Regions from separate parts of the Mus musculus genome. Here region 1 is linked to region 2. Evidence: chromatin loops called from intact Hi-C (ENCODE). Cell type or tissue: gastrocnemius. All regions are shown on one strand. Links, peaks and the distances in the headings refer to the core of each region. The heading gives the core; the rest is flanking DNA.

Region 1 (15,234 bases), core at 2,657-10,656, 630 kb before region 2:
GCCACTGAGGTGGCCTGAAGACTGTGTGTCACCTCTGGAAGAGACACCTGTGTGGCACATGGACCATCTCATTGGTGGTTTTAACAATGACCCTTCCCTTCCTGTGTTTTTATTGAAAAGGTTTCCCCATTCTTCATGAGGAAAGTGCGGAAGGTTAGCATTCAGCAAGGACACTGCTGTGGGAAGCTCCTGTCTAGTCTCCAAATCCTGGCTTGTCCCCTGCCCCTCTGCTGACAAGTTTTACGTCTCCATGTCCCACTTATTAATTAATCGGAGTTCATGAAACCCTGGCCAGTAGACTCCAAAACCGAGGCTGTGACTAGAGTCTAGTTGTGTTGCCAGCTTCACCTAAGCAACTCCCAGGATGCGCCACAGGTAAAGTATATCTGAGATGGAAATGGAATTCTAATGGTTAATTGTCTGAACATCTTGCCTCATGCTGCTGGGTAAGCAGGCTGCAGGTGGAGAAGACACACCAAGATCCCTCTCCTGAAAAAACGGGACATGAAGTCAGCAAGATGGTGACCCTTCCCTGGGCAGTCAGGGTCCCAGCGTAGGGAAAACGGATCAGTGAAAGACCACTGTGAGACCCCGAATCAGTGTATCTGCCTGGGGACCAGGCAGCAGGAGCCAGTGAGAAGGAGGATGGGCAGCAAGGCCTACTGAATGACATTGGATGGCAGCTCAGCTGGAAGTCTTGTAAGACAAATGCAGACTTATTTTCCCTCCAACATCAGACATGGATGTTCCCAGAGCTGCAAACCAGGGATGGCACAAGGCTCACGGACCTGTGATCTCAGAGCAGTTACAACACTGGGGGTGGAGTGAGGTGGTGGTGGTGGTAGGTGAGTTTTTCCTCTTGCCCACAAGTCAACATTTTGTATAAACAAAGAACTTGGAGTTCTTTGGTTTCAAAGCATAGATATAAGTATATACGTGTATGTACAAACACACACACACACACACTTCTAAATATGATTTAAAATAATGATAAAGTCAACTGGTTACATGTCTGACCAGTTAAGTGATCCAGCCGATTAACTCTTTGCTCTCTGGTTTTCTTTCCAAAGATAACTTCAAACCAAACTTTTCCAATTTGCTTTTCATCGAAAATGTCAGGTCCATATTATGTAAGAGTTCAACCTTTTATGCCAAAGATCAAAACTCATTAAATAGTTTATAGAATTTTAAAATTATTGCTCCTCTCTCTTTTTTTTTAAGTCTCCCAACTCAGAGAGATACATTCCACTCAGGAGAGAAAGTAACTGTGTGACTCAAGACAAGGCAAAGAATGAGATTTCCCGGAACTTCCGGTCTGACTCCCTTTCTCCTCAACCTAAGAGAAACAATCACCAGTATCCATTGTGTCAAGAACAATGTCTTATATTGTTATGTGACTCTCACAATAACCCTAAGAGGACCTATTTTTTTATTTCACAAAATAAGAAACTTTTGCGTTGAGTGGTAAAACTCTGGGAGTGTGTGTGGCGGGGTCTGTGTACCAGAACAGGAAGCAATGGATTCACCCTCAGATTTGTCATCTTTTGTTGGGAACAAACTTGTGGTGGTTTGAATATTCTTGGCCCAGGGAATAGCACAATTAGAGGTATGGCCTTGTTGGAGTAGGTGTGTCACTATGGGCATGGGCACCTCCTCCTAGCTGCCTGGAAGCCAGTCTTCTCCTAGCAACCTTCAGATGAAGATGTAGAACTCTCAGCTCTGCCTGTACCATGCCTGCCTGGATGCTACCATGTTCCTGCCTTGATGATAACGGACTGAACCTCTGAACCTGTAAGCCAGCCCCAATTAAATGGTTTCCTTATAAGACTTGTCTTGGTCATGGTGTCTATTCATAGTAAAATCCTAACTAAGACAATCCTAGTGCTACCTTGAGATTCTTCTAGAACTTCACTACTGTTTCAACTTTCTTACCACGTGGGCCAAAATGACCACTGACTCTAATGCCAGAGCTGTCAGTTCAAAGAGAGGCCTGAGAGGTTACCATCCAGTTGGAAGGATTTGCTCAAGGAACTGTAGGGATATAGGAGGTCCAGACACCAAACTGAAAACCAAGACTGCCAGTCAGTGGTGTCAAGACCGCTACTTCACCATCTGTTTCCCTTGTATCTTGAACCCCTGTGTGTAAATCTGGGCTGGTGGAACAGTTCAGATATTAAAGGATTTAGAAGCTACATTGAGGGGGACGTGGTATAAACTCTGAGTAGATCTACCTGCCTCCCGAAACCTTGTCTCCACCAAGGCATGATTTATATACACTGCTTCCTTTTTATGGCTTCCTGAGTTAGTTATTTCAGACTAAATCTGTGTGTTATAAGGCTCAGTGTGCATGATTTCTTAGGTTTTTAATTACAAAATGTAGTTTTGACCTATTAAATCATGTGTGAGGTAAATTTACCATAATAAAGCCTTATTAATCCCCTACAATTAAGAATTTACAGTTCTTTGCTAACTTTTTATTGAATTTCCCATGAGGACCTTCGCACAACTGATCGCTAAGAAACTTTTTCAGCCTATAACCAGCTAGCCTACAGAGCAGAAGCGAGAATACCATTTAGAAAATGGCTTCATGCGCGGAGCCAGACTTCCTGTCTCTGGAAACAGTGTCTCATTGAGGTCTATAGCAACCCTGTGGGGTGACCACTGTGGTTCCTGTTTTATAGGCGGAGCAACTGAGGTATGCACCATGAGGTAACTGACCAAGGTCACAAAGCTTCCGCGTGGCTTCAGCCAGGTCACTGGGCTCCGAAACGCCTGTTCCAAACCAGAGTCACCAGTGCCTCTCTCCGTGATAATTATAAGCAAACACCATATTGCCTGCTTCCCCAGCTCTGTTCCCCGCTAGTATATATTTATTACTATTTATTTAGCTCATTAATTCTCATAACAAGTCTACGAGGGGGTTGCCGTTTATCATCCCCCTTTTATAGGTGAGAAAACAGAAGCATAGGAAGGTCTCACGGCCTACCAAAGGTTCACTCCCTCTGTGAGTGGCTGAACCAAACATGTGCCAATGTGGCAGGCTGCAAAGCTCCTATTCACAGCGCCAGCCAACACTGCCCGTGCTCTCCATATCTCCCTGCGTGACCCCAAAGCTCAGCAGGGAACTCCAGCTTGGGCAAACAGGCTCCATTTCTTCTCTCTGACCCCACGTTGCTATCTTCGTGCTCCTGGTGTGTCCAGGGAAGGCTTTGGGTCTCTAGGGCAGACAGGCCTGGGTCCTTTCTGTGCTGTCTGGAAGCGGCACACATTCCCTCCTCGTGGTGCCATGATAATTCTGGCAGGATGCGTGTCAAAGGTGATTAGGTGCTATAGGAGGCGTTCCGAGAGAGAACGCACCTTTACGTCTCGGTCTCAAAGCCCAGCTAAGTCTTCCTTTCTGAAAACCCCTTCTGTAGATGGTTTGATCAGCTGCCCTATACGCCTCCAAAGCCTTCTGTGTACCCTCTTTAGCCTTGATCACCACTTTCTTTGCGCCATGGTCTCTTTTGAGTGCGTCTGTCTCCCCACAGGTTTCTGAAGTTCTTAGAGTAAAAGACTATATATCTCATCTCCACACCTCCAGATAGAAGCCTGGGGCCTTAGGCATTCAAGCTCTTAAAATCTTTAATGAATTGAACTGAAAAGCCATGCATTTAGTATTGTTGGCTCCACCTCAAAAGAGGGTGCTGCGTGCTTTTATTCCGAGGTCTCTCAGGAAGACTGAGGGCTACACCCACTAAAGCCACACCAACCTGTCTGTTGCTCACACCGGGGGAGGGGGATGAGGGGGGAGGGCTTCCTTACTGAGCTGTCTTTCCACAGTGAGATGCAGTTGATTGCAGCATGTCCAAAGAAGCCTCTGGGTGGGGTGTGGATCCTGGGTCCTGTGAATGACTGGAGTAGCCCCTCTGCTATGAGCTAGAAGTTTGTGTCTGTCCAAAACAAACATATTGAAAATCAACACATCAACGTGATACTGTCAGAAGGTGGGTCCTTTGGCAGGTGGCTAGGTCATAAGCGTGGGGCCCATGGGTATAGATTAGCACCCTTGTAAAACAGACCCCAGAGAGCTGCCCTCTTAATTCTACTGTGTGAAGACACAGCTAAAACCACCTTGATCCTGGACTTCAATGCCACTTGAACCACGAGAACTAATTTTGGTTGTTTACAAACTACTAAGTTATGATTTTTCTTTTCATGCAGATGAAACAGACACTTTCTGTCATCACTGGGAGGATGGTAGATGGAGACTCACCCCTCCTCCAAATCTGTCTTCAACTGGGCATGAACTAGAACCTAGAAATTCTGTCATATAAGTTTGGCCAAGGATGAGGCCTAGACAGATCTAGAGCTAGAGTTTAACCTCTGTGACATGAAATCTAGATAAAGTGTGGGAGGTGACCACATTGGTGACCATGTTGGTGACAACATTGTTGATGACATTGGTGACTATGTGCAAGAATAAGACAGAGAAGATGGACGTAGTCTGGGGATATGCTGAGAGCCCTGTGCTTCTTGACGCCTACTGGATATATGATTGGTGACTGAAGACCACCTGACAGAGAAGACATTCTTTCATTAAGAAACAGAGAAGGTGAGGAACAAAGTACTGTGTGAAAAATCTGAGTTTGGGGCCCGGGCACTCAGATTCTCATTTTGATGGTGCTAGGAGCTAGATTGGTGGCCCGTGAGGCTACTCTCTGTATCTCAATGTTCCCATCTGTAATATGGGACCAAAAATAACGATGCCTCATGAGGTTCCCAAGAGGATTAACCAAGGTCTTCTATGGTAAGTATTCATTAGATAGCCACTCTTATAAAGGGAAGCCATCCCAGCAGCTCCAGATTTTGCCTAGACTCCACTGCAGAAGGCAGTGCTGGGGGCAGACAGAGTATGATGCTGGTCTCTACAACCTTACAAGGTCATTCTGGAAGAATCTGATTCAACCTTCCTTAATTTAAGGGGGCTAGAACGACAAACAAGGTGTCTCGACACAGGTGTGTGGGTGTGGCCATAGAGCCAAGGAAATGTCATGTGAAGCCTGCAGCCTGGACTCCGTGGCTTGTGGCCAATGGACACCCACTCAGGGACCCAGAACTGCAGGCTTTGTGAGGCATTTCTCAGGCAGTTGTAATCAGCATCCTCTCTGCTCTGGTGACTGAAGGAAGAGGTGTCTGTGAGGTGGCAGATGGATTGCACATCTCTTCTAGGGGAGAACAATTTCTGGGCCCTTAGTGAACTTTAACTATTTTTCTTCTCCTGAACACTCATCTCCTTAGCGTGCTCTCTCTTTGTTTCTTCTCTGGCTGAGCTCAGCCCCAGTGTCTCTGCTTATGGGTGTTCCCCTCCCCCCACCCTCTTCCATCTTCCCTGGTTCCTATCCGGGGATAGGCAGTGATTGAAATTATTGATTCAATCAGTTTATTCTCCTGCCGAGTTGCTTCAGAGCTGGATCGCTGATTCAGGCTGGGCCTCAGCACAGCCCACTGGCTGCCTCTGCTTAATGCCAGGGGCAATTGGAACCGCAGAACCTCCTGGAGTGTCATCATCGATGCAGACCTGAGGACTTGACTGTGAATGGGCTTGCTGTTTCAGCGGCTGCTCCTGAATCCCAGGTAAGAGAGACCCATTCAACTCCTCCCAAGGCAGCGCCCATTAGCGCAGTCCATTCATGAGAGGTCAACCCGAACACCCAAGGTTCCCTCAAACCCTATGCTGAACAGGTTCGAGAAGCCTCTCAGATTGTTCCTCCCTGGAAAAATCTGGAACCACGAGACCGAACATGTTGCTATTTTTAAAATGATAATAAAGGCACGGTTGGGGGCGGGGCTAATTTTGGCAGGTTTATTGCTATTTGCAAATGTCTTCCCCCTCTACTGGATCTCTTAAGTTCTCCCTTCAGCCCTCATTCATTTTTACAGGGATTCTGTGTAGTTGGACTGATGCACGTGGCATGGATCTGGCACAACTTTCTTTCTGTGGATGGATACAATATTATTGAAATAATTTAATTGACAACCTGTAATGAAAAGAGTGTGGGATAAGTCGCCTGGGCTGCAATTTCTCTCTGTATTTTTACATTGCCAGGGATAGTGCTGTTGACATGAATAGGCCAGTATTGATTTCATTTAAAATGTTCACCATCTTTGGGGTGTGAGCAGTGATCTGTGGGCCGATACTGTGGTGTCCCAGCGTATCCCCTGCTAACAAAATACCGTATTAAAAAGATTTTTCTATTAGAATTCACAGAGAATAAAAGAGGTTATGAGAATGCTAGAAGTTTTTACTGACCAAAGAAATATAAAGTCACCACCTTCATTTTATTCTTAATTAATTGAATTATTGGACCTTATATAATCTTCTGTTAAACGCCTAAAAGGGAGCAGGCAGGCCCTTGAGCTGGCTGTATAGAGCACTTTGTTTTCTGATGGTGCTGACTTCAATGACCCTCCGAGAAAGCCCCTGACGCCGCTCTCACTCCCCCTAGAAATGGATTTCAAATGCGACAGTGATTCCTTAATGCTGTCCTATTAACAGGTTCCAATTCAGTGGCTAGAAGTTACCATTGTCTAACAATAGTAGCACAAATTAGATTTTCAAACTTTCCAAGATGCGGCTTCTCCTGATGTCTGAGTCTGCCAGTCACACAACAAAAGACCGAGGGGAGACATGTTTGGGGAGTAGCATGGAGAAGCTGGGTAGCATGGAGAAGCTGGGGTCTGGTTTGTTTTGAACAGCGCTCCCCGCCCCCCAACCACGGTAGATTGCGGAGTGGGAGTTTGGGATGCTTTGTTTATCTTTTGGAAACAGGAGAAAAATGTGGAGAGTGAGTCGGGGACAGCCTTTGGTTCTCCTTTCCACAGGCCTATATTCAGGTGGGCGGGCTGGGGTAAGCAGTGACCTCATTCCTGTGGGACTGAAAGATATCTTTCCAGCAGCCTTGGATACAGCCAAAGGCTTGAAAGGCATGTACAGGGGAAAATCTTCTAAGAACCGCAGGTGATAAGTCTTCTTGTAGTGTTCTAGTGCTGGCAGTTCTCCTGCCTGCTAGCCAGGCAAAGAGGAGAGCATCAACCTCTAGAAAACAGGTCTGTGAAAGAGAGCCCCAGAGCCCAGAGCCCAGAGCCCAGCCCAGTGTGTTTAAGAAGGAAAGGGATGTGAGAGCACTGCTTGTGGCTGTAAAGGGGATGGATACACAGACTCCAGCTTTGTTATGGCAGTTAAACCAGAAAGGAGCAGGGCATCGATGAAGCCAGAGAGGAAGGTACATTATAGATTCTCGGTCTTCCCCAAGAAGAGCAGTAACAGATGAAGATGGTGTATATCAACAGATGTGAATGGTTCTTAGACACATCCATATGTACCCAATAAAAGCAATGTCAACATTGTTGTCCAGATTGGTAGAATACAATCTCAACTGTAAGAGTTCCCCCGAGTAGCCAACCTTTTGATATTGTAACATGACGGTAGCCTACTACAAACGCATCATGTCACATTCATAGCTATCCCGGGACATATGTGCTCTGTAGGTTGGACATGCCTGCCTATATTATTTCCATAGACTCCAGCAATTTTCACTTAAAATAAACAGCATTGTAAATAATAAACAAATAAACAAAATGTGACACTGGTGTCATACCTTGCTGAGAAAGACTTTTAAAGAGGCTCTAGTACGGAGACAGGTACTGACCAGGCGTGTCTTGAGCTCAACAGAAAGGAAGATGATATCATCCCCCCATGCAATCACAGAACAGATGACAAAACAGCAACAACAAAACCGTCAGAAATATCTCTGCAGGAAGCTTTTCTCCAAACCATCCTATGAAATTCCATTCTATGAAATGAAGCCACCCAGGAATCAAGACTTGCTATCTGTCGGGCAGTGGTGGTGCACGCCCTTAATCCTGGCACTAGGGAGCCAGAGGCAGGCTGATTTCTGAGTTTGAGACCAACCTGGTCTACAGAGTGAGTTCCAGGACAGCCAGGGCTACACAGAGAAACCCTGTCTCGAAAAACAAAACAAAACAAACAGAAAAAGAAAACCACATAAAGACTTGCTACCTGTGCCCAGGTGTGCCCTATAGTAGACTACCACTGGGGTCCACATTTCTAGAATGGAGGAAAAGCTTGTGGCTACACACTGAGAGAGCCCAGGAGGCAGAGCGTGGGGTTCCTCATGAACTTAAGTCCAGAGGCACAGGCACCGTGAAGTTCCTCCTAAGTATCCATCCAATCTCACCTCAGGGAGAGCCAGATAGCAAATCAGGTGGAATGGAAATTGTATGTTCTTACTAACCGGAGCGTTGGCCTCCAGAGCAAGGAAACCTGGCTTCTGTCACCGGTTCTCTAGAGACACCAGGTGCTGTCTAGTCTGTCTGTTTCTCAGGGGGCTCTGGCTACTGGAACTGAAGAGTTCTCTCTCTCCCTTATTCCGAACCTTATTCTCAAGCTTATACCTTCGTTGCTATAAAAGACTGACTTACTGAACACAAGAGTCCGGGGTGGGGTGGGGGAACTGCTCAGACTACAGTCTTGTTTCTGATGCCCAGCAAGGAGCTGGCTCATCTAACCTAGGTCTTAGTTTTAAAGATCCTTGAAATCTCCGGGGAAACAGAGGAGTTATTTAAAGAGTTGGAGAAGGAGCAAATTAGCCTGCCACATAACTGCCACACCTTGTCGCACTGCTAGACAGCAAGATTTTACTAAAATGATTGTGATCTGCCCGGTTCCCTGCCACCAGCTGAGTAAGATCCTCTGTTAGAATAGTCAACGCAATACTTCTGCCCTTGAAACAACCCATGGGTTGTTTCTATATTAGGAACGGTTTATCAGTTCCTCCTATGGGCAGGTCAGTACCTCTGAGGCGGTTTGGGTGGTTGAAGGATAGACATATTAAAGTATATTGTTTCGCTAAGTGAGAAAGATTTTTTCATTCAAAATTATTTCAATCCTGATTAACTCAAAGAGCCCTCCTCCAGCAATGCAACATGTCTTTAAAACCCTTTAAATAATTTATTTAGTCTCCCTTCTAAGAAAGGGCACACCTTATCCTAAGAGGTTTCAACAGGACATATTATCTGGTAATCACTTAGGAACATTTCATTTTTCAATAGCTTCCTTTTGTTTAAGTCAAACAGACTACCTTTCATAGCGTTACTAAGCAGTAACCGCAGGTTATGTAATACTTAGCAGGAACCAGGAAGTGCTTTGAGAGTTCGTGTGTACTGGTTTCTTTAATGCTCAAACATTAAAGCCCTTCTCTCATCCCCCCACTTTACACATGAGGACACGATGCTGAGGCAGTGGGATGGCCACCCAGTCTGAAGGTGGGTCGATTTCTCTTACTGTGGCTCTGGGGAGGGGATGGGTGGGTACCATAACTAGCCGCCTTGACCCACTCATCACTACCTGTGAAACATACTGGTGTCTTCCTTGACCTTGGTCATCTCACTTAGTCCCAGAATCTGGATTTAGTCAAGTCTAGCTTGGCCACATTTCAGCAGAACAGCACTGCCTGCCTCTGAGTTGCTGTCCTCCTTATCATTAGCACTGAGGCTGAGCCTAACCCTCTCTTGTTGGCTGTTGGGAAAGTGGGTAAAACATCGACACATGATTGACTGCCGTCCAGATTGTCAACACAGAAGAAGGACCACGAACCTACAGAAGGGCCCAGTGCCCACATGGCTGCCCAATTCACTGTCATGGGAGGCTGTGGGCTCTCCCCTGGGACTCTTGTTTTCTCTGTGAAGTCAGAACGGAAGTGGCACTGATTTCCAGACAGGGTGGCTCGATGCTTCTGGGGAGGCTCTAAGTTGACTCTGTATTCCAGACTGAATCATTGTCAGAAGCGAAACAGATTAGATCACGTCTGTACTTTTGAAAACCTTCATAAAAATCTAGGAAAGGGGGCGTCTTTCAGGGCCTGAGAGATGGCTTAGCAGGAAAAGACACTTGCTGTCGGGCCTAATGACTTCCGTTTGATTCATGGGAACCCACATGTTAGAAGGAAAGAAATAACTTCAGAAAGCTGTCCACGGACTTCCACAGAAACCCGTGGTGCAAGCCCACCTTCCACACCTATTCACATAGGCGCACACATACACAAATAAACAATGACATATACACATAGACGCACGTACACAAATACATGTGATACATTTTAAAATGTTTTATATTATAAACATAATTGATGTTTTATTATATTTAAAGTCCCAGGTATAGTTAGTACGAAAGGATCATCTCTGATGACTTTGGCAACAGGACATTTTAGGTGTACACATGCAATATAAGTATATTTACATGTATACATACACATCTGAAGACACTATGTATTATGTATTTTAATTGATTGTGTGTGTGCATGTGTGGAGGTCTGAGGTTGTTGTTGAGTGTCTTTCTCAGCTTTTCGCCTTTTTTTTTTTTTGAGACAGGTCTCTCAGTGAACCTACAGCTCCCTGATTGGCTAGGCGGGTTGGCCAGTGAGCTCCAGGAATATGCCTGTCTCCCTTACCCTTAATTTGCCAAGTCAGCCCCACCCTTCCCCCTCCCTTAACAGGGATGCTGAGGGTCTGAGCAAATGTCCTTCTCCTGATGCAGCCAGCACCTGACCAACTGAGCCATCTGTCCGGCCCCACGTATCTCTGTCCAGAAGTAACAACGCGATCAGATAATGCATACTCTATGGGTTTCTTCCATCTATGCACTGAGAGTACACTAAAGCTTATTGCCTTGAGACAATCTCTCACCGAACGGAAAACTCACTTTTGGCTAGGCTGGGTGGCCAGTGAGCTCTTGGCATCCTCCTGTCTCTGTCCCCTAATTTGGGGTTTCTGGCAGGCACCGGCATGTTCAGCTCTTTTTCATGGGTGCTAGAGATTCGAACTTGCGCAGAACCAGTACCCACTGAGCCATCTCAGCCAGCCCACTCTATTTTTCTTTTCGTTTTTTTTAAGCGAAAGTGAGATCCCATCCAACACATAGCATTTTAACTTCCTTCTTCACTCCAGTTTTTCTGATCTTGGGCCATGTCCTTGTTTAGAAGGCCGTTCCTGATAGGGTGAGGTTCGAGATAGGACGTATTTCTACAGAGTCTAGCTCACCGTAATAAGACTGCAAATGAACGGCCTTACGATAGCTGTCAAGAGCCATTAGTGTAACAAGATATCACTCCCAAGTCAGTGGAAATCCTTTTGTCTGTGTGGAGTCTGTTCCTTTTCTATATTTGGGGCTTCATCAAAGGGGAGGTTTGTGGTAGCCTTTCTCGTTTCCCACTCACAACTCAGAAAATTGCTTGATTTAAAAGGCAGCTTCCCTTCTTCCCTTCCATTTCTCATCTCTGAAACATGTTTTAAAAAGTGTTAAAATGAATAGGGAAACACTCTGAGATAGAATAATAATATTTTAGATGGCTAAAAGCATATCCTGGTACAGAGACCAATACGTCCTAGTGGGAAGAAAGAGCTGTTGCTTCAGGTCTCCGCTCTTCCCTAATTTAACAAGTTAAGCACTTTCCAAGTTTGTGACTGTCTGGGTGGGGAACCCCGGGGAAATGGCTTGCTAAGCATGTCGTCTGATGGCCTCAACACAACACAGGCCTTTAAAGGAGTTTTCCTGGGTCTTTTATTTTAAACGTTTTTCACATTTTGAAGTCTTTCCTGGTGGCCAAACTCTAATATTCTCTGACTCCTAGAAACACAGGCTCCCCTCCCACTCCTGGTATCCCAACCCCTCTGGCTTTAATTAATACCGTACAATCGAATTCTGACTCTACAGCCAAACCACCATCAGCTATAATCTTGTCAAGTCTCACGAGCCAAACAGAAACACACACTTTCTCTCTTTGTCCAGGCGCTTGCATCTATTATTTAATTTCCAGAGAATCCCGTTTTGCTTGTCTGTGCTCCCCCTCGCTCTCCTGCTTATTTATTTACTAGTCATATTTCCCCCACAGAAAGCCAAAGTGCAGAAACTCTGTAAATGGAATCCTGAGGACTCTAATGGTAGATGCCTCAGTCCCTGACAGCTAAGCTCTCTCTTCCAGTTGCAGCACACAGCCTGACAGAGAGGGCCTACATCTTTCCTGAGAGCAGCAGGTGAGAAAGGCCACATCTGTAACCATCTTTACACATATATCAGGACACATCATTCCAGATTCTGGGGCAAGTTTTAAGGCTGCTCTTCTTTATCTGTGCAAAAGTGTAGGTAACATATACTGCTGTATTTGGCATTTGCTTCTGCTTAAGGGTTGAGGCAAGTATACTTACATGTAGTTATTCAAGGGCCCCACTGGGGTGTGTGTGTGTGTGTGTGTGTGTGTTTGTGTGTGTCTGTGTGTGTGTTTGTGTGTGTCTGTGTGTGTGTGTGTGTTTGTGTGTGTGTGTGTTTGTGTGTGTGTGTGTCTGTGTGTGTGTGTGTGTCTGTGTGTGTGTGTGTTTGTGTGTGTGTGTGTGTCTGTGTGTGTGTGTGTGTGTGTGTGTCTGTGTGTGTGTGTGTGTGTGTCTGTGTGTGTGTGTCTGTGTGTGTGTGTGTTTGTGTGTGTCTGTGTGTGTCTGTGTGTGTCTGTGTGTGTCTGTGTGTGTGTGTCTGTGTGTGTGTGTGTCTGTGTGTGTGTGTGTGTCTGTGTGTGTGTGTGTCTGTGTGTGTGTGTGTGTCTGTGTGTGTGTGTGTGTCTGTGTGTGTGTGTGTGTGTGTCTGTGTGTGTGTGTGTGTCTCTGTGTGTGTGTGTGTGTGTGTGTAAAGGGTGGGGAGGGAGGGAGAGAATATATCCCTATGATGTTAGAAGTCACGTACATATCCACACCATCTCCATCCTCATTACCTTTGCCCACAGCACAGACCGAGTCCTGTCAGTGGGATATCCAAAATTCACAAACTGTGAGACTCCCCCCGAAAATGTGATACAATGAGGTATTGTGTTATTTATATCATGAAAACTGTGGCATGCTGTTCCTTGCTGGGCATTGTGGCACATGTCTTTAATTCTAGCAGTTAGGTGGCAGAGGCAGGAGGATCTCTGTGGGTTCAAGGCCTGTCTTGTCAACATAGTGAGTTCCAGGACAGTCAGAACTATGCAGAGAGACCCTGTCTCAAAACAAAAACAAACAACAATGAAAACCCATGTTATTCCTTAAAACCTTGCCGGCATTTTCAGGCCTTTAGCAGGAGGGCTGGTCTTACTTAAAATTTCTTTCCTTTGTATTACTGAATACAAATTGCATGTACTATGTTAAGTTAATAGAAAGAAATTGTATATTTCTCAAGTAGAAATAAAATTGCCATTGAAAACCTTTAACTCTGAGTTCCCTGGCTCTCTGGTGAGTGGAGTTATGCTGTTAATGCAGCATTAATGGGGTTTTACATTGAATTGCCTTCTGGGGTTTGCTTTGCCTTTCAGAGAGGCTAGTGTTTGACTGCATGTTCAAACACGGCGTGTATTCTCTCATGAGCGATGTGAGATTCAAATAAACACAACGAGCGTGTTCATTTTGATGACCTCCTCATCACACATTCAAATAAACACAAGTGTTCTCAAATGTAGAAAGGCAGCTGTGTTTATGTCAGCGTGCAAGGCACCAGATATATACATTCAGATTCACTCGTCTATCTGGAGCCACGCACCTCCTCGCATCGTTAAAAATTTAGTGGAAAGCCATGCACGGGGCATATGTAATGTGCAATTTCAACCGTACACACATCTCTAAACAAATTTTCTTCAAGCATGTTACTGACATTTATTCTAATTGAGGATGAAGCCTACCGAAACTTTGAAGTTTTTGAAAACAAAACAATGCAAGATGTGAGTTGCTACCAGAGGGTACTGCACATCTGAAGGAGTCTGTACGCACAGGGAAGTCACCTTCCTTGGTGTTCGGAATAACTTCTAGACCTTTCTCTTCCTTCCCTTCCCTCTGTCCCCTCCTTCTTCATGCCAGGCGGACAAAGTATTTGCTTTTTCTACCACCTACCTCTTTCCTCGTTTTGTTTTTGTTTTTGTTTTTCCTATCCTCTTTTTTCTAGCAAAGACATGCACTGTGCCAGCTCTTTAGGTTTGGTCTGGTTTGCTTTGAATATCACAAACAGTGAGACAAGCCTGCTGCTCCTTAGAACTTCAGCTGGAGAAGCTCAATCATGAATGCACCCCCTGCATGAGAACCAACTTTGGATTTGTATGTCAGACTAAACCAACACTTCCATCTTGGATTTCTTCACATCTAAGTGCAGTTTGCCACTCTCTGGAAAATGCTCGGTCTTGGTTTTGCTCGCAGACAGTGGTAAGTAGGGCAAAAATAAGATATGGGGAGGGAGAGATGATGACGTGTCTGCTACAGATGCATGAGAGCCTGGATGCCCAGCGTACATGCACAGAGCCAGGGTTGGCAGTGTGCACCTGTAATCCCAGAGCTGGGCAAATAGACAGAAGGATGATGGATCCCTGGGCTTACTCGCCAGCCAGTTTAGATCAGCCGTGAGCTCTGGGTTCAGCCAGAGCCACCATCTAAAAGAAACAAGGCAAAGAACAATTGAAAAGGACACTAGAGATTGACCTCTGGCCTCCATAAGCATACCTGTGGGTCTCCACAGTGTGTTCATAACATGAATGCATGCACGTGTGCACACACAGTCACATACACAGAGATACTCACACACACATATATAGACACATACAGACACATGCACAGACACACAAACACACACATACACACATATACAAACACATACAGACACTCTGAGGTAGGTACTGTCATCCTCTTTTAAGCACGAGGTGACTTTGACTTTCTCTAGGACACAGCAGACCTAGTTGGTGGTGGATCCACACGGACTGGCACGTTCCAGAACTTTCTCACGTAAAAGCCTCTGGAAATCCAAATATTTACAGGTAATCTCCATGGTTTTAAGTGTTAGCCAAAAATTCAAAATTTCAAGATGTCACCAGCTAAATAAAACCCATCTGGTGGCTGGATCAAGGACACTTTCTAGTCCCGCGTGTTTCAAAAACCTGCTGAGTAGAGGAGCCGGAGCCAAAGGACTTGTGTTGATATCTGCACCCTGCCTATGTCTGATTACATGGCACTGTACTAGTTCGACTCATTCCTGTGTGTTTGTCTCCTCACCTGTAAAGTGGAGATAATCCCTGCTTTAAGTGGGACGGGATGAGAGCGTGAAGTCCTCACAGCTCTCGGACAATATTTACACAAAAACTTTTATAAACACAAGTGTCATGTAACTGGGAACTC
Region 2 (15,234 bases), core at 3,901-11,900:
GTACTGTTGGCACTTTTATGCAAAGGTGGATGTTTTAATACATGTCATATGTAATGGACAAATATTTAGAGACCCAGATTTACTCTTCAAATTAGTGCTTTAGGAATAAACTAGGAATTGGAGGCAAATGGGGTATACCAATTAGAAGAATATTTCAATTGATATTGATTTTATAGATGAAGAAAATATAGTCAGTGAGTTGCCTAAGTTCACAGTTTGTGTCAAAGCCAAGATTTGAATCCAGTGCTCTCTGACACTCAAGGCCACATTACTTTAGAAAGCATCAACCTTTACTTAGGATAATGACTTGCATATCCTCACTTAGAAAACAGATCATGGGGCCAGGGGTGGGGGTAGGGTGGGGGGGGAGACATTCTCAAGGGCATACACCTGTAATTAGCACTCCACAGCTCTTACCTCATGCTCTGTGGCACAGCATCATGCACTTTCCACATTGCTACCTTTGCTGTGAGCCAACAGGATGTTTCAAAATGATCCCTCTTTATGTTAAAAATGGAAACACGCAAGTCTTAAATAACATTAGGGCCATAAATACAATGTATGGAAATACCTGCCCAGTGTATCTCCCAGGATTGTTATGAGCTGGAGATAATACGCATTGAAACACTTAATAAATTGTCAAGTGCTCTACAAAAGTAAGGCATGGCTGCTGTTTGTTACATAGGAAATCAGAGTGCCATAGCAACCTGTCCAATAGGAGTGGGCCTCAGTCCTGAATGTTCCTATGAGTTGCCAAAAAGAGCTCGAAGAATATAACATGGCTGTATATTTCCAAGATTCTTGTGAGTCAGGATCAGAGCCAAAGAGAAGCAATTGCATCCCTGTTTCCACCACCATGCTCTGTACACAGTTATGCCTATTTTGAGTTCAATTGGATAATCTCCACAATAATTACTTGTTCTACAGGAACCTGGGTACCCCAGCCTGCTGCCCAATATGTCATTATTGGAACTTCTGTTTTACGAGGCAATGGCATCTTTCTTCACACCTGGAGCTGAGAATTTATCTTTGCAATTTAAATTCTCAAGGAGAATGAAACACGGGTACACAGACCAAATCAATAGTCATCTTTCTTCCATTAAAGAACTTTTAGGATCTTTTATAGGATCCCATTTCTTGTTAGTAGCCAATTCCTAAAGACACTTTTGGTCTGACTCCGTGTTGGTCAAACTACAAATCATGACCCATTGGTGGGGTATGAAATCAATGTAATGGTTATAAGCAGTATTTAAAACATGAACTAGAAGACAGGGAAACAATCAGAGTATCTTGAATGTAGCATAGATGATTGCTTTGAGAAGCTGTCTTCAGCCAAAAATGCAAGCCCCTGTGTCCTAGATTTCAATAGAAAACATGTTCATCGTTATCATCGTCGTCATCATCATCATCAGCAGCAGCAGCAGCACTATGTAATATAGGTCATACTAGAAAGAAGTTTGTATCTAATTGGTGTTTCACATTCAGCAACAATACTGATGTCTCCACACCTTCATAAGATGGCTTTATTCAAACTACTGTCTATCTTCAGTAAGGGCAGTGCCATCCATGCCTGATGCAGACAGTGCCTGCTTTAATTTAATTATCCCCTGAACACTTCTAAAAGCAGGACCACGTGGAAAAAGTATAAGTTGGGTGCCAGCAAAAGCCATTTGCTGAAGGAACTCTGAGGGAATAGTGTCTTAAAAGGGATGAAGAACTTTCAGAGAATAACAAAGCATGGGACTTCTTCAGACATACAGATGAGATATTGGGCTCTTGATCGTCTTGATGGTTTTATTTGTTTTTCAAGCGTGTGAGTGATCTACCTAATGTGGCAGGTCTTGATCTTGGTGCTTTACAGAGGTTTATCCTTGTGACCCATGAAACAGCTGTGTGCTATTGCTCCCTCTCCTTCCCTCCCCTCCCCTCTCCTCCTACTCTCCTCTCCCCTCCCCTCCCCTCCTCTCCTCTCCTCTCCCCTCCCCTCCCCTCCCCTCCCCTCCCCTCCCCTCTCCTCCTCCTCTCCTATCCTTCTCCTCTCCTTCTTCTCTCCTCTCCTCTCCCCTCCTCTCCCCTCCCCTCCCCTCTCCTCCTCTCCTCTCCTCTTCTCTCCTCTCTTCTCCCCTTTCTGCTCCCCTTTCTCCCTCTCACTCCCCCTGTTATCAAGATAAATAAGATTTCTAAAGAAATTCTTTATATAAGACCAGCTTTTGCATCCTGTGAGCTGGGTGTAGAAGGAAAGAGAGGTCTGGAGAGAAAGAATACATGATTAGCAAGTTTGAATGAAGCTGTATTACAACTGAGGGTTAAAAAGCAAAACCTTCTAAGGTGAGTGCAGAGGGCTTCCAAGATTGGACAAAATGATTGAACATTTTGCCTAATAAAAAAAAAAAAGTACTCAAAACATAAGAGGAGCCTAGGCCTAACAGGAAAGCAGAGTTAAGTAACAATCCCTAAGATTAGCTTCACAGTGCAAATAACATCTATCTTTTGCATGTAAAATCATCTCTTAGTGACCTTGGACAGCATTAGTTTGCTGCCTAGGCATCCTTGTCAGAGTCAGATACATTTCAAGGGAGAGAGAAAAGTTTCCTTGACCTTTTGTGAGACAGGACTGAATTTTCGCCTCAGGCAGGAATTATTTGACCTGACTGGAACATAAAAGATTATGGAATACCCAGAACCACAAAATTTCATTAGTCATTAACATTGTTTCATGTGTTTTTACATGGCTGATAGGAGAATGATTCTGTTTAAATCTGGTCCTAAGTGTGAGGGGAGTGGGGCTGTGAGCCCTGGGAACTGGTCCCAGTAATAATGCCATCACCTGTAGGAAGTTTGATGGCCTGGTTGGTATTTCAGAGATCCTGGGTGACCCCGATAGAAGCCATTTCCCATTTTCCTGACTCCTTCTCTATTTCTTTGCCTTATTTGTGCAATTGTACTGTGTTTGGATTTGTATTTTAAATTTCTTATCACTCACAGTAAGGTGAAAGTCCTTGGAAGGCAGAGACTGGGAGACTGGCTTTATGGACACAAACCTGGGATGTTATGTTCCCTCTGTTCCTTCCATAAATGTTTATTGAGTGACTGAGAGGCACGTTCTAGACACAGAGACTTTGTGTACCCCTGCAGCTACCACGGTCACTGCGTTTTTCTTCTTTTTATGTTGCTTTTAAGAGCCTTCTAATCACTTGTTTGGATTACATCTCAGCCTTTTAGGACAGTTGTTGGAGACCACCTCCCCAAACTCCAAAGTTTTGTCCCAAGCTGGCGGTGACCATGACAGAGAATTTAAACACGCAGAGAGGATGTCTCTTCTCATTCCCTGGTGAATGCTAAGATGGAGTCTCTCCTGAGCTGGAGTGTCAGTTCCAGGCGATGGATCTCCGAGGCAGTTAGCCTGTTTCTTTAGAGGAATCTCAGCTTTTCTGACAGGGAGGCAATCCTCTTCAAAGTTGGAAGCCATGTATGTACACAGGCTGCCATACCCATATACACTGTGAAGGCAGTGAAGGCAGGGTGGTCTCCTGAGCTCTTCTGCTCCTGTAGTGAAGAAGGAAGGCGCAGGGGGCCAGCAGTGTAGGATTTCAACCAGATCTCCCATTTATGGAAAGATTTATACCCGCCGACGAGAAGCCAGGGTGTCTGTTTGTGTATAAGACAGCACTCAGGAGAGAGGACACCAGCTCAGGCTATGCCAACTTCTTCGTTACTTAGAGGTAACAATGGACATGAGGAAAAGATGTGGGGGAGGTGTGCTTAGTTCTCCATTTAAAATTCTTTACTCAGTGTTCTAGGATGAAATGCTCTTCTTGGCTTCTACAGGTTGTCTCCATGTGCATAGTCTATGATGTAATCTCCTAATTAAAAAAAAATCTGGAATGCTGCTCTTTAGGCTTCTCTGTCCTAAAATCATCAGCTCATTGACATTAGCAGGAAAGGATGATGGGAAGGAAGAAGGTGGTTTGAAAGGGAAAAAATGGCTCAGAAACGGATTCTAGAAATCCCTTCTTAGGCTTACCCAGCATCCACATGGTAGGTTACAGAGCTTTCCCAGTTGTTGAACTCCATCCAGCATGGGTCAGCTAACACCCCTGCCTCTTGTCTCCTCTTGAATTTTGCTCATGAAGCACAGCCCATACCCCAGCATGGAAGTTAGTGTCAGACCTGTGATTTCCTCACCAAGAGCCAATTGTGAGCTGTGAACAAAACCCTCTGTGCCCTCACTTACCCTGAAGTCCTGTCTTCCAGCCTTACCACACAACCTTTCGAGGTTCTTTACCCCCCACACCTGTTCCTCCCTTGTGTAGTGTGTCACACAGGTTGAGTTCACTGGATCTTTTGTTCAGTCAGCAACTGTTTTTATTGAGCGTCTATTTTGTAAACATCATTGTGCTGGGTGGTGATGGAGCAAAACTAACAGAATACATTCCTTGCTCTCAAGTTGCCCCCGGGAAAATAGACACCTTAAACAAATATTTCACACGTTATCCTAGTCTGTTCTGTGCCAAGTTGCTATGGGAACACACAAAAGAGGCACTTAACCCAGTCTTGGGTAGAGATGGGCAGGGTGGGATTCAGGAAGAAGTGGTGCTTGGGCAGTAGGAGATGATAAAGCATTAAACTGGGAATTTGTGGGAGGAAAAGAAGGAGGAAGGGAGCCAGGGGATGTTCTTGGAAGCTCCTGCAAAGGCTTAGAATGGTAGAAAACCAGTACCAGGCTACAGAACTGCAGGTTGTTCAGTATGGCTAGGTATTAGTGTGAGAGTGGAAAAATAGACAGACTAGCGCTGGAGGAGCCTCTTGAGTGGTGTCAAGGATTCTCCGCTTTCTCCTGAGGGCCATGGGGACCGCTCAACGGTACAAGTGAGAGGGATGGGTCTCATTTGCATTTTATAAAGGTCTTTCTAATCACAGCCTGAGGAGTAGATTGGAACAGAAGAGAGACTAGCTATGTGGACGCTTTAGTGACCCAGAGAAGGCTGGATCGTGAGAAAGGTGTGGTGTGTGGCAGCAATAAAAGCTAGAGATGTCCCTTGGGTCCTGATGATGGCATGCCGCCAACCACCTAGCCAGCCAAGTGCTGTAACATGCAATTATCAGTTAAATTTTTGATTGTTCATTTCCTCTTGTTATTTTATTCTATTTATTCTATTTATCTTTCCTTTATATGAGAAAATATCATTAACAGCTGTTGGCAGTGGCCTCTTTTTTTTTTTGTCTTTTTTTTTTCTTTTTTGTAAAATTGGGAACCAATAATAGCACATGCAGATGAAATAAACTCACAAAAAAAAGTTTAAAAACACTAATATTATTTTTTTTCAAAGGGAAGAAAAAACCCTATGCCATATGCAGAAACTTTCCAATTAGGTTAATGTACCTTAAACTGTATTAGTAATTAAGTGCTTTGGGTATTAAAATGCCTAATCTAGCTTCAGGCTATTTTTGATAAATCCTTTGACATTTTGCCAACTGAGTGGGAGAGACAGAGCTGAGGAGCCCTCGCCGAGGGATTAGGGAGTTTTGACTCTCGTACCCGGCGTGGGCAGCTTACTGTATGACCTTGGTAGTCTTGCCTTCGGCTCTAAAACTTGAGTTATCCTACCTGTTAAATGGTAGAAACGACAAGACAACCATCATGATTATGTAACTGTTTCACCTTAAAGGATTGTTTTTGAGGGATTTTTTTGGAGGGGGAGAGTGGGGATGGATTTAATGCTGTGTATGTCACAGAAGGAACAACCTGCCTCCTGACCCAACTCACACCCGCTCATCCCCACCCCTGACTTTCTTGAGTTTTCCAGTCTTTCCTCATGGCTAGATATCTGTTTTTAGGCTACATCAAGTTTACATAGGGCTGGTAGGAAGCAGGAGGAGTTGGGTCCAGCTGCATTTCCCCCATTTGTAAGAAGGAACACATATTCTCAGAGGCAAGGGATTGATTGTAGTGGATGGTGTTGGCCCTCCATGCACAGAACAAGGAAAGCATCCTAGAGTTCTTCCGCCTACACAGTAGGACAGAGCACCAGGCAGAGGCTGAGTGGGTTAGAGTGGATGGGATGCCAAACAAGATTGGGGAAATGAACTGCTTTTGAGAACTGGATTTTCAAGGACAATCTAGAACTAGGACTGGGTTATCTTTCACTTGGGAATTTGCTTGTTCAATAGAAACGTTTTGTTTGGTTTTGGTGTTGAGAATTTAACGTACAGCCTAATGGATGCTAGACAAATGCTCTACCACTGAGCTGTATTCCCTAATGCATGCTAGCCAAATGCTCTACCTAAGTTGTATTCCCAGTCATGCTCTTTTGGTTTCTTTGAGACCCAGTTTTCCATTTCTTCAGTTTATATTTTTGAAAATCTGACCACCCCTACAGATATAAGGAAATTTCATTCTCAATCTAGCTGTAGGATTTGACTCTGAACAGAAATTCATGCTTAACAAGACAAGAAAGAAAGTTGTACTTGAGAAAAGTAGAAGGCATGCCAAACACTGATGAAGCCTGGATGTCTCTGACACTTTTGACTTATTTACTATCAGATGGTATAAAGAGAGAATAAGTCCAGGAAACCAGAATCAAACTATATACGGTGCGCTGTCCTTGGAAGGGTACCAGCCCAGCATATTGGGTCTCAAGACTCAGAACTGGTCAATTGTGCAAGCACTACCAGTTTTCTTGTTGGGTGATCTATCCAATGTTCTCATGAAGAACTCTAGAAAGATGTTACCTCTTCCTATAACAAGATAACAGGGATGGTTATTATGATATCTCCAACAAATTCAGTCAGATCTCAGCTTCCCATTGCAAATGACTAATGAACAAGTTCATTCCTTATTCTATGTACCTCTTTAAGCTCATCATGATAGTAGGGGGGAAATGTCTAGTGGTATTTTTAAAAACCAGAAAACATGTAGAATTGTATTCTTAGAAAACCAGAATAGCTTTAGGTCTGACCCATCTCTTTCTTTTGACAAATTTTTACCAGGCTTGCTAAGGGAGACTCTCCAACTGTCTTTCCCTGTGCTTATTCTGTTATGCAAGCTTCTATAGTCACTAAGAACCAAAAAGAAAGAGAAAATCCTTTTTAAAATGTCATCTTCCTTAGGAAGACTGTCACTTCCTCTTTTCTCCAATGACTTGTTTTTTCTGGAGAGATGCTGTGTTTGTTTACAAATATCTCAGTCTGGTCCAGGTTCTTAGCTAGAACTACACAAGGGAATGCATGGGCTGCAGACAGAGCTGGGTGAGGAGAAGCAGACTCCTGAACTGGTCTAAGTGAACTAACAACTCAATTTCAGGGACACAGGAGAATTACCAGACAGGCTCTTGACTACAGAGCAGAGCCTTGACTGTGTATTTTGCATGCATTTGTGCCACTACCAATCTGTCTGTTTGGAATGCAATAGTCCAGCTCTTTTGCTGGAACAAATGTATCCAGGAGAAAAAGCAAGTGCACCCCCAATTAGGACACATTCATGAATAACATAGCAAAAGAAATTAAGGTTAATGAGTACCAATCTATTTTCATATTATATTGCTCCAGTGACTCAAAGCCATGTAGCTCTTAGTTTGAAAGCCCATCAGAGAAACCATGATATCACATGAAGTTTCCATATTATTTTTGTCCAGAGAATTATCAGTAATAGCAACACATTAAAGCCCTTGGGCATCATTGTGAACAAAGTTTTCTAAAGAGAAAAGTATTGGTTCAATCACCCTTTGACTCCTCCCAGAGGAGACATTTAGGTCATCTCAGAACAAGAATTCTAAAGACACCCATACTGTGAGTGGAAAGGTATGCTAAATAATCCCTGGGGTTCCACCTTTTCTACATCAGTACCAAGGAGGGAGGGAGGGTGGATGAAGGTACAACTGAGAGTAGAGAGGGAAAACATCGTTGGCTATGGGATGAGTTATACTTAGACACCTTAAGGAGGTTAGAATAACATGGCTTGATTTCTTTGGAGAGCTTTCCCTCTAAGGGGCTCAACCATAGCAGTTTCAAAAATCTTCTCAGGTTTGAGAAAGCAGCCACTCTGACTTTGTGTTTCAGGGCAGAGTGAGTTCAATCAATTCTTTCCTTTCCAGCAGTTTTAAACTTTCTTTCAGACTCTTAGGCCATGGTAACAGTATCATGGCTCTAACCTCGTCCTTACTCAACCAATGTTCTGCAACACATTTACAATCTAAGTCTTAGGAACGGTCCTTGATCTGATACATACCCACTTGACTGAGGACTGATACAAAAAAACTTATCCTTGCCCTTGTTCAGAGTCAAAGCCAGGAACTCAGTTTATATTTGATACATTCTGTTATAGTGGCTCAGTCCTTTTGAACAAGGAGTATCATCCAGGAAGACCTAATTTACTATAAGCAGTAGCGCTGTGACTTGAACTTGGCTCTATGGACTATTACATCCTTTGTCATTCCTGTCAGATTATCTACAGACCCAACAAGAACCTGAGGATTTCTGGTCCAGATTCGGGTTGGGGCAGTAAACATTAGCCATGACTTGAAGAGCTGTTAGGAAAAACACTTTCAGAAGAGAACTTGAAAAAGTTCTCTAGGGGCCAGGTCACGCAGGGTGTTTTCCATGGTAACTGTAGCTCCCCCTGCTGCCCAGCTAATGGTGACAGAGGGCAGCTCCAAGAACCAGTAACTCTAGTAGCCAGTTAGCTCCAGAAGACAGAGCACCTAAACCCATCAGTCTGACACAAAGGCAATGAGCAGTTTGTGCAGACCTGCAGTGCCTGTTTGATAGAGCATGTATTTTTACAATGGCACCACCAAATTATTGGTTAAAAATCAAACAGACCAGCAGCAACAGGATTTGTTTTCACACAATAGTGGTACCCAGAGAGGTCTGTGTTCTTTCCATTCATTGCCTATTTCAGGAGACATTGCCCTCAGTGTCGTCTAACATTGTTCCTAGCAGCTTAACCCAGGGGAAAGCTGCATAATCCATGTTTTATGTTTAAGCTCTGAATGTGGGGGTTTATCTATGAAAAATATAGAGACCTATGGCATTGCCTGGCAGTGTCAGAGAAGCCACCGATAGTCATGTTTCTTTGAGTCCCACCAATATCATTTTTGTTAAAAAGCTTCTATTCTCTATCATGGGTATATATTGGAACTACCAGAAGAATTTTTAAAACTACTGATTCTTGTGGCCAATTTTTGGGGATTTAATTATCATGGGCTATGGCTTGAGAGTTATCTCCTACAGCCAAGCTTAAGGTCACGGTTCAAGGTCTCTTCACCATCCATTGAAATCCAGTGTCTCCAGGGAAGGAAAAGAACTGCACAGAGGGAATAGCTTGCTGCAGTGTCAGAGCAGTTGTGGACCATAGGGAATATCTCACTGTCTGTGTGTTGTCCTGAGAGCACCCGAGCCAGCCAGAACGTCTGAGACTCTTGGGTTCTACCCAGACCTACCAGCTCATAGTCTATTGGAACAAGATCTCCCCGTGATCTGAACAGATTCTGTTTGGGAATCTCTCTCCTCTCTCTCCCCCTTCCTCCTGTCCTTCCTCCATTTCCTCCTTCTTCTTGCTATGGGTTCTTGGAGTCATTATACTGTAAATAGTTCCTTGGATATATCTTTCGAGGTTGGGGGTAAAGGTCCCAGGCCTTTATTTCAATAGTCCTTCCAGATCGAAATCTTCCTAAACTTCAGCATATTTTGTTTGTTCGTTTGTTTTCAGTTGTTAGCTTTAGTTTGAGTTTCTAATGTCTGTCTCAACTCACAAGCACACTTTTCACAAGTGCTGACAGACTACAGTGGGCCTCTTATACAGTCTCTAAAAGTATTCCTTATAGGGCTGGTGCAAAAGCCCTGTCAGGACAGGGTCTGGTCTGCTGTTGAGACAGGATCAAACTCTGACAGCATCTTTGGTCCATCACAGCCTTGGGAGCAAATTTAGAGGACGATTGTTAGTTACTAAGGACTCAGAATGAAATGAAAACCAATCCTCCACCAGAAGCCAGTCATTAAGGTTAGCAGTGCCCCTTAAGAAGAAGGGGACACTGGCACTGTGACCAGGTTCCCCCGAAAAGCAATGCAAATGGGGTCAGCTAAAATGTGGGAGACAGGATCGGCTTTGCAAGAAAAGGAAGCAACACAGTGAGTGCTTTAGGGAAAGGAATGGATCTCTATGGGAACTGCACTTCTTCCTGTCTCCCTCACGCATCCCACTTCAAAACATATAGTGAAGCATGAGTTTTAAAAGATTCATATTGAGACAGAAACATTACAGAATCTCCGTTGCTCTCTTCACTTTTTTTTTCAGTCTTGTTTTCTTTCTAGAGGCACGGAGTCCTCTTTATGATGCTTTTATGTCTATAAATTGTTTAGGAGAAGCCACTGAAAGCTAATCTCTAAACGTGCAAGGCCCCTGGATTGGTGGGGAGGGGCAGGGCGAGGGAGAGACACAAATTGCAAAGAGCAGAATAATCAGCTACAGAGGGACTTTGATCTTCTGGAGACCTAAGCTAATAGATGTTAAGTGCAGTTCAGTGGACGTAATAGCCCATGAAGAAAACAAAATCTGCAGAATGATAAAATGCTGCAGTCTACTGATCAAGGAAGACATCGGAAAATTACCATGAAAGCATCCTTAGCCTGGCAGATTCAAGGTGAAAAAAGGGCTCCGTCTGCCAACCGGCAGCCAGACATTCCAGGCAGACTTAGCCGGCTCCCTTCCTCCAGCCAGATTATCACTCCATGTAACCTGAATGCTTTCTCACTGCAGAGGCAAGCACTGGCACCATCAGAGAAGCCTGGGCTTCGTCATGTCTTCTCCTGACGCCATAGTGACTCATCATGTCCTCTGTGGAGGCATTTCAGAAGACATCGTTTCTAGGAGTAGATCAAATTTTCTCCAGTACTGATTTTTTTTTTGACAGCAACAAAACATATTAAAGACAAATAAGATATCTTTCAAGACATAGAAATCTCACCAAGCAAACTATTCACTAGGAATTTATGAACACTTAAATACAATTGAAAAATAAGAGGTAACTCCTTAATTCTAGTTCATTTAAGTGTCTGTTTATTGAATAAGTATATTTTGCATCTTGGGCTGAATTAAATTTACAGAAGTAATGAATTCTTTAGTATTAAAAGAAAAAAATGTAAAGATTGAAACCACTAGATAATTTTATTATCAGGAGAATTAAACAAACAAACAGATAAACACAACCCCCAAATGTGAGTTTTAAAAGTCAAGAAACTAGAAAGAAAGTAGCATCCGGTTTCAAAGCTCAGCCTCCTTAGACTTCATGTAACAGCTAATTAAACATATGGCATATATTATCTGAACCACAAATTAATTTGTTTGGCTAGAGTAGGTACAAACAAATGAAAACAAAGGGAATCTGCACAGTTTTAACTTGAGCAAGATGTGGAGCGCCCTGCTGGCCACTGGCATTTGGTTCCTGTCTGAGCCACTCACACTGGAACAGCTAGCACTGTGCCTACGGGAGTCCCCTTTCCAAGTGGAAAAGTGAAAGTGGCAAACTTCACATGGGAGCACAGATGAGGGTAGTTGACAGCCTAAATGACAGGCAAGGAAAAGGAACAGAAATGAGAAAAAAAATGGAGAAGGGATGAGAGGGAAGAGGATAGAGGGGGAGGGGAAGGTAGACTGGGAAGCGAAGGCAAGCAAGGAACCAAGTCATTGATCCCAAGGCACTGAGACCCTCTGGACAACACAGCACTGGGCAGTCTACATCTATCCTTACTGTAATGTTGACTCTTCATAGCCATGTTGATAGAAAGACTAGCCCTTTAAAAGAAGTACTTTACTCACAAGGGAAACTGAGAGACTACTTGATATTAAAAAGAGTCACTGGGAAAATCCATATTTGGAGCCTTCAATCGATTGTTGGAGATTTTATGTAACATATGTGCTTATTCTTCAAACAAATGGAGTCCTTGTCTGAAAATGCTGTGGGTAGAGGCCTGGTGCCCAGAGTAAAATAACCAAGTGAGTGGTTAAGATGAGGCCCTGCTCTGGGTTAGCAGTCCATCACTCAGTGTGTCCTGCTGCCTGTGTATCAGATGCAACCCTTCTTATCTGTTAAGTGCATAGAACAATTTAGACCAAGCATGCTGAGTGGATTAACTAATGATCGTGAACCACTTTGGAAATAGAAAATTCCCCCTGTGCATGCAGAATTAATAATGATTAGATAACACCGTCCTAAATTCTACTTTTGATTCAAATAAACCTTTTCTTGATGGCGAAAGTTATGCTATTAAACAAAAGACTTTATTTCAACTAGAGGCTTTCACGGTATTTTCATTTGAGTTGAATTTCTGTTCTTCAGATCCATATTTCTGCCAATTTCTATCTCTTGTGCTTTCTCTGGCACAACCAAAAGAACAAAGTTAATAACAGAGAAAGGACAAGCTTTAAGAGTGCTGCATTTATCGTCAGCTGTAATTCTGCTATTAAGTGGTCTTGGCATTTGCGAAATTCCTCTCAATCTTATTTTTTTTTTCCTCAGAGGGGGAGAAAAGCCACTGAAAACATGGAGTTTAATCCAAAAATAACCCTTCTCCACATTCTATGTTCTAAGACTTTTCACTTGGCACTCAGTGTGAACTTTTGTCTCCATGGGACAATCTGCAAGATAAACACCCTGTCTTTGTATCTCCTTAACCATTTTAGAAGGAACACATATGCATGCCCTTGGGCACACACATACACACACACACATAAGCACATGCACACACACATGAATGCTGGTGTGTGTGTGTGTGTGTGTGTGTGTGTGTGTGTGTGCACATGCATGTGGGTCCTCATGTACCTGTGACACACAGAGGATCTGTAGAGGATTTTTTTTCACTTGATTTCTGCCTGTGGAGCAGATTGAAGATTTTACTCCACTGTGATCTTCAGATCTTCCACCCAGTTATTCGCCTGCCAAGCACAGTGACCAGTGCGGCTGCTCCTGATGGTGGGGAGCATATGGTACCGCTGTGAATAGTTTTGCTCTCACTGCTGTGAAATCCCACGCCTTCCTACAGAATGTGTTTGGAGGAGCAAATGGTGTCTCTCTTTGCTGTAGCTCCCCTTCCCTGCCTGCGGATCCTAGTCGATTCAACTTCAGAAGGAAGGGAACCCTGCAAACTCCTAGGCACTGGTTAATGCTGGTTTGGGCGTTAATGATACAAGTTAACTATTTCTTCTTCTCTCCACTGATTCATGCTGAACTTCCAAGATCAATAATCCTGAACCAACCAGCCCTCACTTATGTTTGTTTTATTCTCTGTCCTCTGTCTCTTCCTCTCTCTAAAGAGGAAAATCTCCAAGCAGGACAGGATTTCTAAATGAAGATGGGAGGCTGGACTTGCAATTGGAAATATCAAGCTCTCATTAGCCTTGCCACCTTGGCTGAATTTATGCTGAGTCTCTTCTGTGAAACAGGGATTATGGATCCTTCGCATCCTTTCTAGTCCCAAGATGCTCTGTGCTTGGCACATGGCGTCCAGGTCTGCTTCACCCCCAACCACCTCTCTGAGAGGGTCTCTTGCTACACATTCAAAACTAATTGCTGCCTTTCATTTCATAGAGCATCTCTAGAAACTAACTTGGTCACTTGTCCCTGAGTTTATATCTGAACTCCCCTCGAGTGCTTCTGCGCAGCCGTGTACATAAGCGGGCTCTTACCCTTCTGAATTTGGTAAAAGAGGAAAACACTTTAGACTTCAGCTGGAGTTACTTTCCTTATTTATATTGACTCTTCTTTATGTCACTCTGAAGCTTTGGCCCTTGAGACATGCACCCCAATGTCCTTAGAGTCACTCACCTGCGCCCTTCGGCCTCTCCCTGTCACTGATCTCCCGTTCTGCCATCACAGACATGGGCTGGATTGGCTGCTGAGATGGAGCCGTTCAGAAGTTTGGCTGTGAGTCCCTGTGAGCCATCTTTAGGACTTTGCGAGCAGAGGGGTTTGAGAGCATCTTGTGCTGAAGAGGGCTCTGCAAACTTCGGTCCTCGGCATGCGTCAGTGAGAGGATGAGGGTTTGCCCGATGGGAGGCTTCAAGTGCACCGGCACTTGTACATCTACTTATCTTCAGTCTCAATGATGCTGTTTATGAGCGAGCTATTTAAATGGGAGAAGCAGCTCACAGAGAAGGAGAAATCACAGGTTGGAGTGATTATGTTGAGCAGGAGAGGCCTGAACACAAGTCCAGTGGGAACCAAGGAAGGGGATCAAATTAAGAATGATTAATGGCAGGTCCCCAGAGGCGTCACTGCATCGGAAGGAGAGAACAAGCTGAGTAGGAAGCACTTGATGTTGAAAACGAGCATGCGTGCGAAGGAAAATGGATCATTCTGCAGATGTTAGCAGCTTCTGAGGAAGGGGAAGAAATGCGGTGGAAAGAGACGCTGGACAGCTTGTGCCCAAGGCACCCTAGCTGCTGTGGCATCTCCCCTGGCCTTTCAGAGAAACCCCTCCAGATGCGTTTTGATAGGGCCTCTCTCATGAATGACTCTTGCCTTAGAATGGGGTGTGACTCCAGAGCAATAGGTACCAGCTTGTGGGGAAACTAAGGGCTGCACTATCTCCCTTTTACTTGCATAATAGAATGATGTGACCAGAAGCAACTTCGAGGAGAACAGAGCTTCTTTGACTTACAGGTGGAGAGGGAGAGAATCCATCATGGTGGTCCTGACCTGCTGACAGTCAGGAAAAGCATGGCCTCACGAACTCAAGCAGGCTGCTCATAATTACATCCAAAGCCAGGAAGCAAGTAAAGGGGACAGGAATCCAGGTCCAGTTGCAAGACCTAAAACCAAGCGCTCAGAGGCATACTTCCTCTAGCAAGACCTAACCCCTTAAGGTCCCATAAGCTTCTCAAAGAGTGTCACCAACTGGGGACCAAGTGTTCAAATGCATGAGCCTGTAGTGGACATTTCTTATTCAAGACACCATAAGGGCCAAGACACCTCTCCTTGTAAGCCTGTCCATGGAAGTCTTGCAAAGTGTGTGTGTGTGTGTGTGTGTGTGTGTGTGTGTGTGTGTATGAAAATATTTGCCTGAGAATAAAAATATAAGAAAATATTTCTAGTTGCAAAAGTCCCAGAGTCATATTGCGGTGAGGGTGAGCATGTGTGTATTCGCATGTGTGTGCTGGTGTATGTGGTGTGTGTGTGTGTGTGTGTGTGTGTGCACTCACACTGGTGTAGATGGTGTATTCGTGTGTGTGTGCTGGCA

Evidence for each region. A loop is a pair of places that touch in the nucleus more often than their neighbours do. Peaks named below come from ENCODE experiments on the same cell type or tissue, not always from the same donor. Only the 100,000 strongest peaks of a DNase experiment are listed, where the experiment ranks them.
Region 1: a loop joins it to region 2, with 2.2 times the contacts of the local background. A loop is called at or near these places in 8 of 42 quality-filtered maps.

Annotation. Positions count from the first base shown.
Region 1 is chr3:144,226,091-144,241,324 of GRCm38, reverse strand. Gm46828 (a long non-coding RNA gene) reads left to right here and starts at 4,997. Exons shown (of 3, transcript XR_001784014.2): 1 at 4,997-5,616; 2 at 14,018-14,876. In gastrocnemius, for the core only: no CTCF peak of the experiment used is centred there; no DNase peak of the experiment used is centred there.
Region 2 is chr3:143,592,672-143,607,905 of GRCm38, reverse strand. Gm33758 (a long non-coding RNA gene) reads right to left here and starts at 4,134. Exons shown (of 5, transcript XR_376151.4): 1 at 4,025-4,134. In gastrocnemius, for the core only: a CTCF peak has its summit at 8,630 (motif pointing left); DNase peaks (open chromatin) are centred at 5,049, 8,599 and 10,711.